Linked DNA regions of Mus musculus: region 1 is linked to region 2. A link is a contact called in ENCODE Hi-C data. All regions are on one chromosome and are shown on one strand. Each heading gives the region's core, a stretch centred on a gene start or an enhancer-like site at or near the end of the contact. The rest is flanking DNA. Distances are from core to core; before and after follow the strand shown.

Region 1 (3,432 bases), core at 449-2,948, 840 kb after region 2:
ATAAATACACAAAATAAAATAACCATTTTTGGTTGGAAGTAAAGGTTCACAACTATAATCCTAGCACTCAGGGGACTGAAGCAGGAGGACCACCACCAGTTTGAGTTACAGTACGGGTTACAAAGTTAAGATCCTATGTTAAAAAGAAAAAAGTGGGCTGGAGAGATGGCTCAGTGGTTAAGAGCACTTCCACAGGTCCCGAGTTCAATTCCTAGGAACCATATGGTGCCTTGCAACCATCTGTAACAATGCTGCCTTCTGGTATGTCTGAAGATAGCAACAGGATTCTCACATACATAAAATCAATCAATGAATCTTAAAAATGAAACAAAAAACAAAACCAAACAAAAGTGGCTCAGGCCCTCAATCTCCGTCCTTGGGAACTATGCAGGACAATCAGGAGTTCAAGGCCAGCCAGCCAGGGGCATGTAAGACCCTGTTCAAACAAACAAAACACCTACAAAACTTGTACAAGATGGAGCTACATTTGAGAGACAAATGCATGACCTGTGTCCTGGTTGAGTCTTCTTGCAATGAGAATGATCTCCTTAGTAACCAAGTTTCGTGGAACAGCAAAGAGGGTCTCATGACTCACTGTCCCAAGGCCATCTGCCTTACCTCAGCCTCAGGGACTGGAGGCACTTTCTGGATCCGCTTGGTAACCTCCTTCAGGAAATTATCAATCCTCTCTTTCTTCTTCTCTGACAGTCTGACTTCCTTTAGTAACTCCTCCACCTTTAGCAGGGGGAAGGGAGGAATCTGTGAGCCTCGGGACCCCACGGAAACCCCTCTAACCTATGCCCTGGCCACCCACGTACTTGTAAACGAAGCAAGGTGGAGTGGAACAAGATCTCGGTCTCACGGAGGCGATTTAGCTCCTCATTTGTAGGCTCCTTGTACAGCTCCTCCCGACTGAGGTTCACTGGCTGCAGGAGGCCTTCTGCAGGTGGCTCTGTTCTTGCACGCTTTCTTGAGGGTGCCTTCTCTTTGTCCATGCCTTCGAAGGCAAGTTCCATCACCTATGACCAGAGAGACAGAAACCAACATGCCAACATGAAATCGGGGGGGGGGGGGGGGGGGGGTATCTGTATCAGCTGACTCAAGTTTGTGGGTAAAGGGTTCATCTACTCTAGTTGTTCCCTTTCAGTGGGCGTTAAGATTTTTATAAAACTCGGGATAGCCATCACTGAGAGAAATCTGACAGCGTGAGGATGCAGTCCTGCTTAGACCTGACTGAGTTTGCCAGTCACTGCCTGAGGTAGTGCTCCAATGCCCTCCTGTTTCCGGACACCACAAATCTTTTGCTGAGACAGGCTTAGGCCTTCCCAAATATCACCTCTTCTCCTGCTCTATCCAGATCTCTCCAAGGCTAGATTCCCTAAAAATCATTTTCCCAGTAACCTAGGCCGCCCTGGAGTAATCTTTTTTCTATCATAGTAGGCCGCCCTGCAGGCTAGGTATCAGGCCTGACTATCTCAGGCTCTGTCGTCAAAATAAAGCACATTTTGAGCAACCAACCTCTGGGTCCTCAGTTGCTCGTCGGTGCTGCTCTCCGGCGGGGGCCGGTCCCATCTTCACAGCAGGTCTCTCTCCAGCACTTGGCATCCAAGCCGGATCTACCCCGTAGCTTCCCACGTGGGCCGAAACGCCAACTCCAGGGCTCAAACCCTTGCCCCAGGCCCCACCCACTGCAGTTCCATTGGGCTAGTGCATGCCGTCTCGCTCACTATTGGTCAGTGGTTCAAAGGAACCCGCCCATTGTGGGAGGAACCAAACAAGGTCCGCCGATTTACAGCCTCGACGCCGCACTAAACCGGAAGCGTTTGGGACTGCAGCTCGTCGCGTTCTTTTCCTCACTTCCCTTTCGGGAAGGGAGGAGCTTACTGTGGCTTCCGGTGTGATGGGGTTTTGTGTGTGTGTGTGTGTGTGTGTGTGTGTGTGTGTGTGTGTGTGTGTGTGTGTGTGTGTGTGTGTGTGTGTGTGTGTGTGTGTGTGTGTGTGTCTGTCTGTCTGTCTGTCTGTCTGTCTGTCTGTCTCAGCTTACTGTGGCTTCCGGTGTGGTGGGGTTTTGTGTGTCCGTGTGTGTCTCTCTGTCTGTCTCTGTCCGTCTGTCTGTTTTCGCTAGTGGTTCACAGCATCTAACCGTGTCTATGAGCAAGTTATGTGATTTCTACCTCCAAAATGTATCTTGAATTTGTTTTTTTTTCTGTTTCCACAAACAGAAAGTTCAAGTGTCTAGCATAATAGCATAGCTTCTCTCCAGCTTTTCCTTCTTAAAATATAAGATAACCTATTCAAACTCCAAAACTTTAAACACAGAACCATCGTAATAGCGAAGTTCTAAGTACTTTGCCAATTTACTTTTATTTACATATTATTTTAGAAAACTACTTGGAACTGGGCATGGACGCTCATCCCAGTAATATTCACGATGCTGAACCTGAACTATGAGGGACACTCTCAAATGACACTTTAGCATCTACCTTTTAAGACTTCTCATACTGGGCTGGTGAGATGGCTCAGCGGTTAAGAGCACTGACTGCTCCTCTAAAGGTCCTGAGTTCAAATCCCAGCAACCACATGGTGGCTCATCCATAATTGACAGCTACAATGTACTTACATATAATAAATAAATAAATCTTTAAAAAAAAGACTTTCATATCTAGCCCATGACCTGGGACCCACACGAGTAGAAGGAGAGAAGTGATTTCTGCGAGTTGTCCTCTGACCTCCACAGTGCATTCAAGTGATACCTGTGTGCTTTCACACACCCAACATGAAATATAATTATGGGGGAAAAGAGTTTTTGCAAAATAACAACAAAAAAATTCCACCCTGGAGACATGGCCAAGAGCTTAAAAGCATTTGTAGATCATGCAGAGGACCTAGGTTTGGTTTCCCAGCACCCACGCAGCTTTGAAACTCTCAACTACTGCCTGTAATGCCAGTCCTAGAAAATCCTTTGGCACCAGGCACTCCTGTGGTACACACACCTATATGCAATAATTTTGTTTTAAAGTCTCACTATGCATCCCGGACTGGCCTGGATCTCACAGAGATTCATCTGCATCTGACTCCTGACTGCTGGATTATAGACATAGACCATGCAAGTAATATTATTTTATGTGTGGGGCACATACATATTCCTCCAAGTATATCTCTGTACCGTGTATGTACAGTGCAGGTGGAGGCCAGATGAGCTCAGTGGATGTTCTCAAACTAGAGGTACAGATAGTTGTGAGTCAAACTGTAGGTGCTGGGAAATGAACCAGGTTCTCTGGAAGAGCAGCTAGAACTCCTAGCTGATGAGCCATCTTTCCATTCTTGAAAGTAAATCGTGTGTGTGTGTGATTATTATTATTGTTGTTACTGTTTTTTGAAAAAGAATGTCTTTATATAGTCCTGGATGTCCTGGAACTCATTCTGTTGACC
Region 2 (3,391 bases), core at 685-3,184:
TACTCAGAATTCAACTAAACCTTTACCCACCCACCCCCAAAAATTCAAAGAACTTTAAAATCAGCTTAGCATGGCATATTATTTTCTGAGTATAGCACAGCCACAGGAAATTATTGGATAATATTAAAAATAAGTTCTGGACAGCATACATTTAAAGTATACTTACAGCCATATGATATTTGACATAATAGTGAACAAACCACATAGGTATAAGCACATGAGAAACAGCGAAGAGACTGGAGCGGTACGCCTTAAAGACCTGCGGGGGAAACACATACAAAATAAGCAAACATCCGCTCTTTACAGTTTTATTTTTTAGATTTATTTACTTTATGCATGTAAGTGTTCTGTCTGCATATATGTATGTGTACCAGGAGTATGCCTGGCGCCCTCAGAGCTCAGACAGAAGAAAGCATCAGATGCCCTGGAACTAGAGTTACAGACAGTTTTGAGCCACCATGTGCATGCTGGGAACCAAAACTGGGTCCTCTGAAAGAGCCAAGTGGTCTGAAGCAGTCACCTCTCCAGCCTCACCCCACCCCTCACTTGAGACAGGGTCCCAAGCGTTAGCCAAGGCTGGCCCGCCTCCCTCTGCAGAGATCCTCGGCTATCCTCCTGCCTCAGCCTCTGGAGCTGCTGTGATTACCAACATGCGCTGCTTACTCTCCCTAGCATGAGCTACCTTATTTTTCAATGTGTGTGGAACAAAAACCAAACCAACTAACCAAACAAAAACATTCCACCACTACCAACTATGTGTGATAATTATTTTACAAATTTCTAAATGGAACATATTTCCTGACAGATTGGGGCTGACCTACCAATTTCAGTATTTTCACTAACTCTGAGGCTTCCTATAGAATATCCATAGATTCTAAGACAGAATAAGCACCATTCTGCAAGACATAAGGCATTGTTGTTCAAGAAACCAACCAACCAACCAAGACTTTGTACAACTACTACTTCTACTTCTACCACAATTACTGGAAGGAGCTGAAAGCAATTCCCACACAATGTTCGCTACTCATCATTGATGTGATTTAATAGCAGTCTCCAAGAAAATATCTGGAATCCTTACAATAAAAAGCAGTCCTTGAGTGAACGGTTTTTCTGCCTGGAGGTCATGGAATGCAATTTAAAAGTAACTAAAAGTGTGTTAAACGTACACAGTGATGCGTAGAAAGGGAGCTTTAGAGTCTGACAAAGCATACCAAATAGAACCCTGTCTTCTGTTGCGACCCCATGGGGCTGTACTATACCAGCTGGCCAGTCTCTGGCACCTCAACCCTACCCACCGCGTAAGTGTTCTCAAATACTGAAATCACAGCCTGTGATCTCAGTTAATTCTGACCAGTTTAACCCGAGAAAAGGTATCTACACTCGAAAGAACTGCATGTGCGGCGAGCGTCTTGTAAAACCTAAGACCCGACTTCTCAGTACACCTGACAGCCACCTGCTCCTGGACTCCAGACCCCAGCCCTGAACAATAGCGACCTGACAGCGTCTCCGCTAAACCTGAGCCCCTGGACTGATTGTCCCTTGGGGCCCTCCCGGGTATGCGGGCTCTGGACAGGGTTGGGCCTTGATGGAACTGAGAGGAGTGGGCTGGGAGGCTTGGCCAGGCTGCGACCCGGGGTGGGAACCCGGACACCCGTGTGGCTCATCACTCACCATGTTCTTCCACACGGCCCCGTCCCGCAAAAAGTTATCCCAGAATCGCTCCAGGGGCCACATCCTGCGCGGGGGCAACACGGGCTCCCGGGGACTCAGCTCCTGGTCCTTCAGCCATCGTCTCCTTAGCTCCCGCAGCTGCTGCAGCCGCAGCTTCTCATCCGGCGTGTACCCTGACATGTTGCCGACGAGCCTACACAGGACCGGTCACTGACCTGCCCCTCCCGCTCCGCAAAGCGACCTTGAGGCGCCTGGAAGCGGCGCGGAGTGATGACGCCACACCAGCCCCGCCTCTGGGGGCGGGCCGACTCCTTCGCGGAAAGCAGGCTCTGCTCATGCGCAAAGCCCTCTCTTGGACCCTGGGTTTTAACAACCTGGGTTAAGTATGAGCTCAGGAAGGTCCCTGAGTTAAGAACTAAGTGGGCGGTGTTGGAAAGTGTGAGAAGTCCTGGGGCTAGGGTTCAGAGAAAGAACTTGTAGGGGAGGGGACCGGAAGAACAAGGACGATGGTTTAGCGAACCTCTGCCTCGCCCCCTTGAATTCTCTTCTTGACCGAGAGACACTTGCGTCCGAATTTGGCTCCCACCTCTTTCGTAACCCGCTAAGTAATCTTGAGCGCCTATCTCGGTTTTCTTCCCTCTCTGTACTGCAGAAATAAAGAGCACCTTATTTGGGAGGCTTCCATAGGCTCGCTCACTCTTTGATTCTGCCGGCCCACTTTGTAAGACATCCCAAAGGTATGGCAGTAAAAATTTGTAGGGGTGTGCACGAATATTCGTCACAACACGATATGTAATAGCAAAACATTGAAAAATCACCTCCCAGATTTCAGAATAGAGGATTAGTGGGAAAGCTTATAGTACTGTAAAGCATTGGTATGCTACTGCCATAAATGAGCCTTCTATTCATAACTGGAGTAACTTCTACAATCTATTGATAAGTTAAAAAAATAAATAAGTAAATAAAACCAACTACACCAAGTATGCTACCTTTTATCCAAAAGCAGGGAGAGTAGTAGTGATACTAAATATATATACATGCTCTGAAAATTTTAGAGTAATAAATGAAAATAATTTTGTTATTTGTATTTGGTTTTGGAGACAAGATCTCATGTTGGCTTTGAAATTGCTATTTAGGGAGACTGGACTTAAACTCCGAATTCCCCTGCCTCCACTACTCATGAGCTAGATGAAGTACACCAGTATGCCCAACCTAACTACTGCTTCAAACACCACCACCAATATTATATAGGGAAGATAGGATAGACACAAAAGTAGGAACTAGGGAGTTTGGAGGTGGCTTAGCGGTTAAGAACACTTACTGCTCCGTCAGAAGACTGAATTAGGAGAATCTAGCTACATGGTGGGGCTTCTGGAACCTGAGTGTTCTCCAGCAGAGAAGAATATGATTTATAAGGCTCTCTCTAGCGAACCAGAACTGGGGAAGTTTCTAAGACCAGTAAGCAACTTGATTAGCAGGTTTCTCTGGTCAAAGATGAAAACATTTCAGCATCAGTAAGTATGAATTGAATGATTTTTAAAATATAAAACACGTCACACATAACCAAGTCAAAATACTTTATTAAAAAATCTCGTTTTTGATTTTTGGATGATTTTTTTAAAGATTTTATTTATTTTGTGTGTATGAGTACACTGTCGCTGTCTTCAGACACACCAGAAGAGGGCATTGGATCCCATTATAGATCATTGTGAGCCACCAT

What was found. Hi-C counts contacts between places; a loop is a spot of excess contacts on that map.
Region 1: a loop to region 2 is called in a map of T-helper 2 cell, with 10 times the contacts of the local background. The contact joins the promoter of Nol6 here to the promoter of Ndufb6 in region 2. A Hi-C loop is called at or near these places in 1 of 37 maps with a recorded cell type or tissue (T-helper 2 cell).

The regions. Positions count from the first base shown.
Region 1 is chr4:41,122,641-41,126,072 of GRCm38, forward strand. Nol6 (nucleolar protein family 6 (RNA-associated)) reads right to left here and starts at 1,699. Exons shown (of 26, transcript NM_139236.3): 1 at 1,519-1,699; 2 at 819-1,019; 3 at 619-735. The coding sequence starts at 1,605.
Region 2 is chr4:40,277,487-40,280,877 of GRCm38, forward strand. It overlaps Ndufb6 (NADH:ubiquinone oxidoreductase subunit B6), which reads right to left and starts at 1,935. Exons shown (of 4, transcript NM_001033305.3): 1 at 1,672-1,935; 2 at 167-259. The coding sequence starts at 1,851.